4 separate regions of the Homo sapiens genome follow, and regions 2, 3 and 4 are each linked to region 1. Evidence: chromatin contacts called from ENCODE Hi-C or POLR2A ChIA-PET data. All regions are on one chromosome and are shown on one strand. Each heading gives the region's core, a stretch centred on a gene start or an enhancer-like site at or near the end of the contact. The rest is flanking DNA. Distances are from core to core; before and after follow the strand shown.

Region 1 (3,246 bases), core at 737-3,236:
ATCCCGTTTTAATTCAAAATAAAGTCAGGAAATATCATCCTTATAAACTGTGTGGGTTTAAATAGAGAGTGACCTTGGGAATCTTAAATTTGTATTTCACACCCTGTCATCTACTCACTCTTCTGCTAGCAGGAAACAGTACACTCATATAGTGGAAAAAGTACTCAAGCAAAAGAGCTTTTTCTTGAGTATTCAAGGGTCAGAAGAGGGCTGGCTTCTGAGTGCCCAGAACTGTGTTAGCCCTGTATAAAGATTATTTTGTTGACTCTTCAGTACAATTCTATGAAATATTATTGCTCCGCCACCTTTTCTTTTAACAAATGAAGAAATATAGAATTAGAGAAGTTAACTAAATAACTTGCTTTCAGTCACACAGCTAGCATTTGTCGTCTGGGATCTCAACACAAAATTAACACCAGAGCCCTTGCCTTTAAGTACTAGATCATGCTGCTTTTAAACACATAAATTAGGAAGGGGACAGTCTCAAATGTCGCAACTCTCTTTTATAAGTATTCTTGTATTATTTAGTAATTCAACTTCTCACTATCTTTCCTTGAATGGAAATAAGATTAGAGAGATAACAGGAGCCCCAGAAAGTAAGTAGATAAAGGAAGTTGTTTCTACCTCTGGGTTCCCATAGCACTAGACTCAGCAGTCTAAGGATATCTTAATCATGATTGTCCCCAGTGCCTAGAACATAGAAGGAACCCAGTGAATACTTGTTGAGGGAATAAGTCAATCAATGAGTTTGGGGAAATTATCTACCTATCTTGAGACTTTCTGGCAGATTATACATCATTTTTCATGTTCCTGGTCAACTATATGTAGATCATGCATATAGGTACCCAGACAGAGATATACATGCTCATTCAGAAATTGCCATCCAATCCTGATACATGCAAACTCATAAAGATATATCTCCACACAAATGAATACTTGGCATATTTGTTTTCTGATGCTGTAAAATGTACCACAAAATGGGTGCCTTAAAACAGCAGAAATTTATTCTCTCACAGTTCTTGAGGCTAGAAATCTGAAATAAAAAATAAAAGTATTGGCAAGGCCATGCTCCATCGAAAACCTCTAGAAAGAATCCTTCCTGGTCTCTTTCAGCTTCTGGTAAGTCCAGATATTCCTTGGCTTGTGGCAGTATAACTCTAATTTCTGTCTCTCTCTTCACATGGCTATGTCTGTGTGTATATGAGCGTGTCCGTGTGTGTGTGTGTGTGTGTGTCTTCACTTGTCACTTTCCTCTTCTTTATAAGGACACCAGTCATAATGAATTAGGGCCACCTTAATGATTTCATCTTGATTACATTTGCAAAGACTTTATTTTCAAATAATGTCACATTCACAAGTACTGATGGCTAGGACTTCAACATATCATTTTAAAGGTCACATTACCACCCAAAATGGTCTTCCTTTGGCCCTCCAAAATTTATGCCCTTCCCATGGGCAAAACACATTCACTCTATCACAACATCTCCAAAAGTTCTAACCCATTCCGGCATCAATTCTAAGTCTTAAAAATCTCACCTAAATTTAATCAACTCAAAGAGTCCCAAAACTCATCTTCTACTTCATCTGCGTAAGGAAGGATGAGACTCAGGGTGTGGTCCATCCTGGGGCAAAATTTCTCTCTTCTGTGGACCTGTGAAACCTAGAAAAAAAGTTAGCTGCTCCCAAAATACAATGGAGTTTTCAGATTAAGAGGGTGGATAGAAGGCATGACTAGCTTGCAGCTCCTGGTCAGACTGATAGAGCAGTGTGTGGAGACTCACTTCGTGAACTTTTGCTCCCAAGAACTACCACAGGAACACACCAGGAAAGCCAAGAAAATCCAGAGATCCTTTGAAGGAACTGGATTACCGCTGCAAACTCCTGAGACACTGAAAAACTGTGAGCCTGCTTGCTCTCTCAACAGGGAGGTTCGTGGTCTGGGGCGAGTTCTCAGCCCTGGTCACCGGCTGCCTCGAAATAGACTCAGTGATGTTGGCGGGGGCATGGGGGAAGTGAAACCCGCTTTTAGGATTGCAGGCTGTGTGAGAGCTGGGTGAGGCCTGTGACTGCCAGGTGTCCCGCACTTCCCTGGCTACCTGTATGACTCAGCAGAAGCAGCCATAATCCCCCGGGAATATAACACCATTAGACAGGGAACCACACCCCAGCCCCTACAGCAGCCACAGCAAGCCCGGCCCAAGGATAGGCTGAGCTCAGACATGCCTATCTCTGCCCCCACCTGGTGGTCTTTCTCTACCTGCTAGCTGAAGGCAAAGGTCATAATATTTTGGGAGCTCTGTGGCCCTGCCTGCTGCCTGAGAAACCTGAATACTTAACCAGGTGTCTCTAGGGCAAGTTTGCCTCCTCCCTATAGGACTGCAGCTATTGCACTCTTGAAAGCACCACTTCCTGGCTGGAGGCCAACCAACACAAAACCAGCCCACTAAACAAAAACACAACCAAGGACCTGCACCAAGTCCACTTCACTTCCCTGCTACCTCCACCAGAGCAGATGCTGGTATCCACGGCTACAAGACCTGAAGATGAATCATATCACAGGAGTCTTTGCAGAAACTCCCCAGTACCAGCTCAGAGCATGGTAGCTCCCCCGGGTGGCTAGACCTAGAAGAGCAAAAACAATTACTACAGTTCCTCTGTACTGTAGGAAGCCCCATTCCTAGGGGAAGGGGGAAAACACCACATCAAGGGAGCACCCCGTGGGACAAAATAATCTGATCAACAGCCCTTGAATTCCAGATCTTCCCTCTGACATGGTCTACCCAAATGAGAAGGATACAAAAAAAACAATTCTGGTAATATGACAAAACAAGGATCTTTAACATACCCAAAATATCCTGCCAGCTCACCAGCAATGGATCCAAACCATGACGAAATCTTTGAACTGCGAGAAAAAGAATTCAGAATGTCTGTCATTAAGCTAATCAAGGAGGCAATAGAAAAAGGTGAAGTCCAACTTAAGTAAATCAAAAACATGATACAGGATAGGAAAGGAAAATTCTTCAGTGAAATACATAGCATAAATAAAAAACAATCACAGCTTCTGGAAATCAAGGACACACTTAGAGAAATGCAAAATGCAGTGGAAAATCTCAGCAATAAAATCAAACAAGCAGAAAGAACTTCAGAGCTCGAAGACAAGACTTTTGAATTAACCCAGTCCATCAAAGACAAAGAAAAAAGAATTTTAAAAAATGAACAAAGCCTCCAAGAAGTTTGGGACTATGT
Region 2 (3,043 bases), core at 312-2,811, 1.7 Mb after region 1:
GAAATGATTATTACAAAGTCAGGGCAATGACTATATTCATATAGGAGAGTGTGGGTTGTGATTGGGAGGAGTACAGCGGCTGTATTCTGGAAGGCTGGCAGTGGTCTATTGCTTGACCTTGGTCCTGGTTACACAGGTGTCTGCTTTTGTAAAATAATCTAAACGATACAAATATGTTTTATGCACTCTTCTATACCTCAGATTTGAAAAATGCTTCCACCAGAAAAAGTAATAGAAAGAAAAGTATGTGGAGTAGACATTTTGATGAGGTTCAAATAGTTATGGATGAATAGCTTGATTTTCAAGAGACCAAGTGTCCACTGTCATTAAAAGAGGGCGAGAGAGCTGGGAGTATTTAAACAACAGGTTACACCCCGCTCCCCCACCACCACCAATCTAGTCATTACTCTAAGCTTTCTTATCTCAGATATTTCACCCTATATTTGTGTCAATTCCCAACTCAGTCGTAACGGACAAAATGAAGGATTGTCATCATCATTAATAAGATCATTAGGCACCACAGGCCCAGCAAGCCTGGGCCACCACACTTAAATGTGAACAGGTACACCAGGTTGATTGGACAAGATCGTCTGTGCCTTTTACTTGGCAGAATCCATTGCAGTGACTCAGGATTTAACCTAAACACATTTAACTGAAACTCCTGCCCAGAGACCTCCACGTGCTGGAGAAGGCAGAGTAAACTGAGGAATGAATGCCCTCATTGTGCTGTGAGAGCAGACATGAAATTTATCACAGTACAACCGATGGTGGAAGGGCAAAAGTTGGTTTAGGTTGTGCACTGTATAGGGAGAAGCCAGGAGAAGGTTGGGTTTTTTCCAGATTTCAGTGTAAATTGTTTCATCCTCCAGACTTTGAATTTCTAGGCTGAAGAGTGCTAACCTGTTTTGGCCGCATCTCTCACTCATTCTAATGTCTGTATCAGCAAGACAAAATTTGAACTATGCGGCAAATTGTACCGAAGACTTTGCTCAAGATAATTGTGAATATGGAAGTTGTCCCGCGGGGAGGTGGGAAGGGGAAGGACATTTTCAGCAGAACTGCCAGCGCTATGGTGGTTTAATGCTGACACAGAGACAGTTTTTTCTCTCAGGAATTGTCTTTCATCCATCAGTCCAGCCAGCCAGCCAGCCAGCAAATTTTAACACACAGAAAGTACGAAGCAACATATCTAACACTGGGAGGGGCTGGGGTGTGTTTATTTGGGTATATACAATGAGTCATGGATTAAAATTGCTTCCAGCGGATAGATACCTAGGTGTTCCACAGCATTACTGAACAAGCTGTCGTCATTTCCCCATTACCTCAGAAGACCCCCTTAATTACTTACTTATATTAACTGTAGAACGTATTTATGCATACCAGGCTCTACCTCTGGGCTTTCTATTCTGTTCCAGAGACCCAGTACCAGAATATTTAAATCACTGTGGCGTTAAATACGTTTTAATATCTGATAGGGCCAGTTTCTGCGCATTGCACATTTTTTTTTCCCCTTTCAGGAACGTGTTCAGGCCCGCGGCAGGGGGCGGGATCGCGCCTCCTCCTCGGCTCTGGTTCCAGCCGAGCCTCTCGGACGCAGAGATGGAAATCCCGAAGCTGCTCCCGGCTCGCGGGACACTACAGGGCGGCGGCGGCGGCGGTATCCCCGCGGGTGGCGGCCGAGTCCACCGAGGCCCTGACTCGCCGGCTGGCCAGGTCCCCACGCGCCGCCTCCTGCTGCTCCGGGGCCCCCAAGATGGCGGGCCCGGGCGGCGGCGCGAGGAGGCCAGCACGGCATCACGGGGCCCTGGCCCAAGCCTGTTGGCGCCGAGGACCGATCAACCTAGCGGCGGCGGCGGCGGCGGCGGCGACGACTTCTTCCTGGTGCTGCTTGACCCGGTGGGTGGCGACGTGGAGACCGCGGGCTCCGGTCAGGCCGCAGGGCCTGTGTTGAGGGAGGAGGCCGAGGAGGGCCCGGGGCTCCAGGGGGGCGAGAGCGGCGCGAATCCCGCGGGGCCCACTGCGCTAGGCCCCCGCTGCCTGTCCGCGGTTCCCACTCCGGCCCCGATCTCCGCCCCCGGCCCCGCCGCGGCCTTCGCGGGCACAGTCACTATCCACAACCAGGACCTGCTGTTGCGCTTTGAGAACGGCGTCCTCACCCTGGCCACGCCCCCACCACACGCCTGGGAGCCAGGGGCCGCTCCTGCCCAGCAGCCCGGGTGTCTGATCGCCCCGCAAGCTGGGTTCCCGCATGCCGCGCACCCGGGTGACTGCCCAGAGCTGCCGCCAGACCTCCTGCTAGCTGAGCCGGCCGAACCCGCGCCAGCTCCGGCGCCTGAGGAGGAGGCGGAGGGCCCGGCCGCCGCCCTGGGCCCCCGCGGACCGCTGGGCTCCGGCCCAGGCGTGGTGCTGTACTTGTGCCCCGAGGCGCAGTGCGGGCAAACCTTCGCCAAGAAGCACCAGCTGAAGGTGCACCTGCTGACGCACAGCAGCAGCCAGGGCCAGAGGCCCTTCAAATGCCCCCTGGGTGGCTGCGGCTGGACCTTCACCACCTCTTACAAGCTCAAGAGGCACCTGCAGTCGCACGACAAACTGCGGCCCTTTGGCTGCCCGGCAGAGGGCTGTGGCAAGAGCTTCACCACAGTGTACAACCTCAAGGCGCACATGAAGGGCCATGAGCAGGAGAACTCATTCAAATGCGAGGTGTGCGAGGAGAGCTTCCCCACGCAGGCCAAACTCAGCGCCCACCAGCGCAGCCACTTCGAACCGGAGAGGCCTTACCAGTGCGCGTTTTCTGGCTGCAAGAAGACATTTATCACAGTGAGTGCTCTGTTTTCCCATAACCGCGCCCATTTCAGGGAACAGGAACTGTTTTCCTGCTCTTTTCCTGGCTGCAGCAAACAATATGACAAGGCTTGTAGGCTGAAAATTCACCTGCGGAGTCACACCGGCGAGAGACCTTTCCTTTGTGACTTTGATGGCTGTGGCTGGAACTTCACTAGCATGTCCAAACTCTTAAGGCACAAAAGAAAGCACGACGATGACC
Region 3 (2,926 bases), core at 316-2,815, 1.1 Mb after region 1:
GAACCAGTGAAAAGGTTGGACAGATGGGCAAAAGGTTTCTTCCAAAAACGTATGAGAGGGCAGAAGTTCCAATTTTTTTGCCAAGCAAAACGTGCAAAAAGGGAGAAGATGGTTCTTACAAACTGGAAAGCAATCAAGACTTTCTGTGTCTACAGATTTAGAGTCTCATATATTTGGCAAATTTCAAGATGACCTCTAAGATGTTTTTACCAAATCGTAGACATAGATATGGAAATCATCATCAAATTTGATGAAGTACACAGAGGGTTTTGCTTCTACCTGATGAATGACCATGCCAGTTCTCTTGGAGCCATCGTCTTTGGCGTATTCCACCTGTTTGCCTACCAGGCTGTCTATGACTTCTCCTGGCTCCCTCTCTGCCAGAGGAGAATCATTGGAATCTTGAAGGATGCGGAGGTCACCATCTTTATAATCATCTAAGAGCTGGTACATATATAATACAGGATCTTTCTCATAGGTAATGTAAAACCATGTGTTCATGACAGGTGCCTGAGCTAAGACCATCCCCCTCCATTCATTTTTGGAACCTTCCTCTGTCTCAAAAATATGTTCCACTGCTTTGCCAACCATTATTTCTGCCAAGTGTGTATCACTGATTCTAGATGATGCAACTCTATTAGGAAGGACTTCAAGTGATGACACTCTTTCATCTCTGTGAAGTTCCAATCCATAAACACAGTCAAATCCATCATATTTGATAAGATACAGAGAGGGATTTACAGGTACCTGATCCAGAACGGTTCCTTTCCACTGTGTTAGAGGTTCATCTCCATCTTTCCATCCGTGCTGAATTCTGCAGCCCACGATGTTCCCCCGAGGCTGGGAGGTGGGTCGGCTCCTATGCTTCTTGTGTGCAGCCTTCCTCTTTATCATGGTAACAGACACACTGCCGTGGCCAGCGCCCGTCCTGGACCGCTGCCCTGCAGCTGCCTTTCCAAACGGGGTCTTCATGCCTGCGAAGAGGAGCACAGTTGCCAGGTGGACCGAGAAAGGAAATTAACAAAATCAATGCATAACACGGAGAGCTTTTTCTCCTAATCAGCGCACCCAGTAAACCCACACCTGTTTTTCCCGAAAGCTAGATAGCAAAGCTGGAAATCAAGGCACCCTGGCTGAGTGCCTGCAGTAACCTTCCTCCCCAGCTCAGTCTGGCTAAGATCTGCGGTTCGGTGAAATACGAAGCGTTTCCCCATTCCCCTCGCCCTGCTTCCAACACTACCCGGCCAGGAGGCGCAGATTCCCCACCGTCCCGGATTGCGGGCCTCAAGTGCACAAATCGGACACCTCGCCGTTGCCTCCGCAGTGAGCCTATGGAGGAGGAAAATCAGCGGGCGAGCAGCCCGGTGCTTGCAAAAGCTGGGAGAGGATGATCCATAGGCAATGAGTGTCTCTAAGAGGGCGGCGGGGCAGGCGAAGATGACCGTGGCGGCGTCCCTTGCTCTTGGCTCCTGCGTCCTCCGCCTTCCTGGTGGCGGCGGCGGTGGCGGTGGCCGCAGCCCCTCTCCCACATCGGACTCCCACTAGTCGCTGCTGCGCCGCAGTCTCCTCCTTCTTTTTCTAGCGCAGCTTCCGGTCAGTAGAGAGGCCTCCCCTTCCTGCCAAACACCGCGTGGCGCCCCTCCCCCACCAACCTGTACCACAGCCCTGGGCGTGGAAGGTGCTCCTAGGCTCTCGGTCTCGCAGCTTCCTCCAAATCAGAAGCTGTGGAGCCCACAACCACCTCTCTCTCACTGCATTGGTTTACCTCTTCTGGTTTAGCACGCGCCCCTCCCCTCACCTAACCTCAACCCTCTGCGCCCCTGCCCCTTCTGCTTTCCACCTTTCAGGAATTAGCCCTTTCCTTTCCCCTCCCTCCCCGCGTCCCCCCACCCTCCATTGAAGGGGATTTGTGGTAGGACAAGAGAAATGCGCTACTGCTCAGTGTTCAGGCTGCCATCTTGACCCAATCTACGTAATTTTTACTGACTTGTCATTCCCAGACTTAACTTCTTGAGGATTTCTTTTCTTTTCCCCTGATTGCAAAAGAATTGCATGCACAATATTGACACTGTAAAATTCAGAAAATTGACATGAAGAGAAAATAATTAACTAAGCCGGCCTCCCATTTTCCAGGGCTCACAGTGAAATATTAACACTATTTCCTTTTCCTTTTTTCTAAGCTCTTACAAAGCTTGGATAATTTTGAATATGCACTTTCATGTCCTGCTCATTTCCATGTAGAATAAACATTTGCTCAATTTTTTAGATATTTTCTGAGAACATGTTTTGTAGTAGCTTCATAAAATTAAGCATTAGGATTTTTCATAATTTTGCCGTTGCCTCCTATCTTCAGACGTTTAATTGTTAAATACCTATAAATTGTGCTTGCGCATGAATTATTCTGTTCACTTGAACAGAATAACCTAGACACTAAACTTAGAACAATTGCTATAATTAAAACAGGAATTTGTGAGATCATAAATCTGTGGAGAAAGACATTTTAGAAGTGATTCAATCAGTTTTATCGTTACAGCCATCCTAGTGGGTATGAAGTGGTACCTAATTGTGGTTTTAATTTGCATTTCTCTAATGACTAATGAGGATGAGCATCTTTTTGTGTGCTTGTTGGACATTTGTGTATCTTTGGAGAAATGTCTATTTCAAGTGCTTTGTTCATTTTTTAAATGAATTGTTTGTAGCAGGGCTGTTAATTGTTCTTTTTAAATTCTGGATGAGAGAACCTTATCAGATATATGATATGAAAATATTTTATCCCGTTTTGTGGGGTGTCTTCACTTTCTTGATAGTATTTTTGATGCACAAAAGCTTAAAACTTGGTTGTGCGTTTGGAGTCACACCTAAATAAACACTGCCAAATCCAAGTTCATGAAAATGTACCCCTATATTTTCTTGTAAAATTTTGTTT
Region 4 (3,132 bases), core at 307-2,806, 1.2 Mb after region 1:
TGCTTACCTATTAGGCCATCTACAACTCCTCCTGGCTCCCTCTCTGTTGGAGGAGACTCACTGGATTCTGGCATGATGCGGAGGTCACCTTCCTTATAATCATCTAGAAGCTGGTACATGTACAAGACAGGATCTTTCTCATAGGTAATATAAAACCAGGCTTTCATGATAGGTGCTTGAGCTAAGACCATCCCCCTCCATTCATCCTTAGAACCATGCTCTCCCTCAAACATATGTTCCACTGCTTTGCCAATTATGGTATTTGCAAGGTTGGCATCACTAATGTGAGATGATGCCACCCTGTCAGAAAGAATTTTAAGAGACAAAACCCTTTCATCTCTGTGAAGTTCCAGTCCATAGACACAGTCAATTCCATCATATTTCACCAGATAAAGAGAGGGATTTATAGGCACCTGATCCAGAACGGTTCCTTTCCACTGCGTGATGGGCTCATCTCCTTCCTTCCATCCATGAGAAATTCTGCAGCCCACGATGTTCCTGCGGGGCTGGGATGAAGGTCGGCCTCTCTGCTTCTTTTGGGAGACTTTTTTCTTTGTCATGTTTGCAGACCCAGTGGCCCGTCCTGCAGCTGCCCTGGTTTGTTGCCCTTCGGCTTCCTGTGCGTTGGGGGTCTTCATGCCTGCTGGGGGAGGAGAGAGGATAGAGAGACACACCCAGTGTGCCACAAGGCAAACTTTTCCCTATAGCCATGTCTGGATGTAGTCTGCGCTAGTGCCTAAGTTTCCCCTAGGAGCCTGGAAGCAATGCTGGAAATCCTGGCTGCATGCCCGCAGTGCTCTCCCTCTTAAGTTCCTTTGGGCTGTGGGGAAGGGCTGGGGTGGTGCAGTAGAGCTGTCTGGGGTTAGGAACTCTGCAGAAGTGGCTGGGCCACCTCCTCCTAGCTCAGAGCCCACTGCCCTCCCGGAACCCCTTGCTACCACTGGCGTCCACTTCCAATCCCCTTGCAAAGAGGCCTTGACCGGCACCCACTGCCCTCCTTCCCTGAGCGTCCCAGCTGCTGTCCACAACACCCCCTGCCTACCCTAACCACTTCTCTGGTACCCACCGCCCTTGCTTCCCGGCGCTCACCTTCAAATCCTTGTCTGGCTCCCGTTCCTACCCCCTTTTCATGTTGCTCACCGCACTCCCCCACCCCACCCTTGCCTGGCGCCCAACTCCACCCCATGTCTCCTGCTGGATTCCTTCCCATCCCCCTCTCCATTCTGGCGCCCACTAATGGCCTTGCCCTGCCTGGCGTCCACCGCCGGGGATCGCGGGCCTCACGTGCCCAAATCGGACACCTCGCTGCTGCCTCCGCTACGAGCCTGTGGCGAAGGAGGGTCAGCAGGCGACCGGCCGAGTGAATGCTTGCAAGAGCGGGGAGGGTAGGATCCGTAGATGAGGAGCGTGTCTAGGAGGGCGGCGAGACAGGCAAAGAGGAAGGCAGCGGCGTCCCCACCGCTTGGCTCGCTAGCCCTCCGCCTCCCTGCTGGCGGTGGCGGCCCCTCAGCCACATCGGGATTCCACCAGTCCCTGCTGTCGCCGCGGCAGTCTCCTCCCTCTTTCCGTAGCGCAGCTTCCTGCCCAGAGAGAGGCCTCCTCTTCCTGTCAAACACCCGGCTCTCCTCTCCACCAGGCTCCCACGCCCACCACACAGCCTGTAGCCCCGGCGGAGCTATGGGCTCTGACTCCGCCTCTTTCCAAATCCGGAGTAGTTCGTGCCACAGTCGTCCTCGGAACCCTGTGGCCCCTTCCTCACCCGTTTCAGGGCCACTTGGTTCCCACCTCCACCTTCTTAGTCTGCCTGCCCTGCTTTCCATCTTCTTGGAATTCGCCTTGCTGCCGCCCCGCGCCCACCCCCGCGCCCACCCCTGCCCCTGCACCGTCCCATGCCCTTATGGATTTATTCTTTACACGTAAATATGTCTTTCCTCTTTTTGAAAGGATTTGGAGTTGGAACAGAGAAATTCACTATGGTAAGTCTGCCATTTTGACCCAGTCTCTACCTAATTTTTGCTGACTGATATTTCCTGGCATTTTTGTTTTTGTTTTCGAGGGATTTTTTTTTCCTTTTCTTTATTGCAAGATAATTGCATGTACAACGTGAACACTATCTACATTTTAGGAAATTAATATTAAGAGGAAAATCATCAACTGCAGTCCCATCTCCCATTTTTGAGGGCCTCACAGCAAAATATTAATGCTCATAGTTTTTTTTCCTTTTTCCTAAACTTTTGCAAAACTGGGATTTGTTTTTTATCTGCAATTCATGTCTATTAATTTTTCCAGGAAATTAGATGTTTTCTAATCGATTTTTTCATTCAACAAATATTTATTGAGCACCTGTTACATATCTTGCACTTGGTCCGTAAAACTCAATTTTAAAGTGATTTATAATTTGGCTTTTCTCCCAGTACTGGGCATTTGACATAATATTTCCACAATAACCAGTAATCAGATCTATGTATCGGAATAGAAAGCTTTGCAAAAAAATAACTTTATAAGAAATAATTAAAGTTATAGTTTTATAAATCAGTGGAGAAACGTTGGGTATTCTTTAAGGAATGTTGAAATAATTATTTAAATATTTTGAGAAAGGTTGTATACTAATGTTGTACCAGTATCAATATTTGATTTATTAAAAGGTAAAAAGCAGCAAAATAAAATTGAACAGAAAGCAAATGAACCAACCAAAAACTCTGTAAACAAAACAATGCTTAATGGTATCTTTCTTATTCAGATACTTATGGTATTTGAATGAGGGGATGAGTCGGATGTTAACAGAACAACTACACTTAATAAAATAACATCTACAAGGAAAAATAGAAGTAATAATAATCTCGATTCAACAGTCAAAGTATGAAAGAACATTAAAATATTACTTAATGTCATTGATCATGAAAAAGCTTCATATCTAGTGCTGATGCAAGTGAAAGTTTATACAATTTTTATGGAAAGCAATTTGCAGATATGTCATAGTTTCAGTGAGGGCTTTTTATTTTATTTTCATTTTTATTTTTTTAAATTATATTTTAAGTTCTAGGGTACATGTGCACAATGTGCAGGTTAGTTACATGTGTATACGTGTGCCATGTTGGTGTGCTGCACCCATTAACTCCTCATTTACATTAG

Evidence for each region. Hi-C counts contacts between places; a loop is a spot of excess contacts on that map. ChIA-PET counts read pairs that join two places held with the same protein, here RNA polymerase II (POLR2A). Pooled maps may share reads with other maps.
Region 2: a pooled map shows a loop between it and region 1 (8-fold over the local background). The contact joins the promoter of ZXDB here to the enhancer-like site in region 1. A Hi-C loop is called at or near these places in 2 of 37 single-sample maps with no recorded cell type and 8 of 50 pooled maps.
Region 3: a pooled map shows a loop between it and region 1 (7-fold over the local background). The contact joins the promoter of SPIN3 here to the enhancer-like site in region 1. A Hi-C loop is called at or near these places in 4 of 37 single-sample maps with no recorded cell type and 10 of 50 pooled maps. POLR2A ChIA-PET finds 5 or more read pairs at or near these places in 1 of 52 experiments (naive thymus-derived CD4-positive, alpha-beta T cell).
Region 4: a pooled map shows a loop between it and region 1 (7-fold over the local background). The contact joins the promoter of SPIN2B here to the enhancer-like site in region 1. A Hi-C loop is called at or near these places in 2 of 37 single-sample maps with no recorded cell type and 4 of 50 pooled maps.

The regions. Positions count from the first base shown.
Region 1 is chrX:55,917,530-55,920,775 of GRCh38, forward strand. It overlaps a transcript of KLF8 not described here. Among named protein-coding and RNA genes, the nearest start is that of RRAGB, 200 kb to the left of the region's middle. RefSeq lists enhancers at 1,462-2,661, 2,113-2,362. Within about 2 kb of position 1,987, at least 2 of the 41 ENCODE cell types and tissues checked have a DNase peak (open chromatin) inside an H3K27ac peak, as active enhancers do.
Region 2 is chrX:57,590,450-57,593,492 of GRCh38, forward strand. It overlaps ZXDB (zinc finger X-linked duplicated B), which reads left to right and starts at 1,562. Exons shown (of 1, transcript NM_007157.4): 1 at 1,562-3,043. The coding sequence starts at 1,600. RefSeq lists silencers at 1,900-2,189, 2,250-2,439.
Region 3 is chrX:56,993,976-56,996,901 of GRCh38, forward strand. It overlaps SPIN3 (spindlin family member 3), which reads right to left and starts at 1,566. Exons shown (of 2, transcript NM_001010862.3): 1 at 1,241-1,566; 2 at 1-974. The coding sequence starts at 972. The coding sequence ends at 196. RefSeq lists an enhancer at 1,498-1,597.
Region 4 is chrX:57,119,992-57,123,123 of GRCh38, forward strand. It overlaps SPIN2B (spindlin family member 2B), which reads right to left and starts at 1,557. Exons shown (of 2, transcript NM_001006681.2): 1 at 1,247-1,557; 2 at 1-640. The coding sequence starts at 638. It also overlaps a transcript of FAAH2 not described here. RefSeq lists a silencer at 1,725-1,844.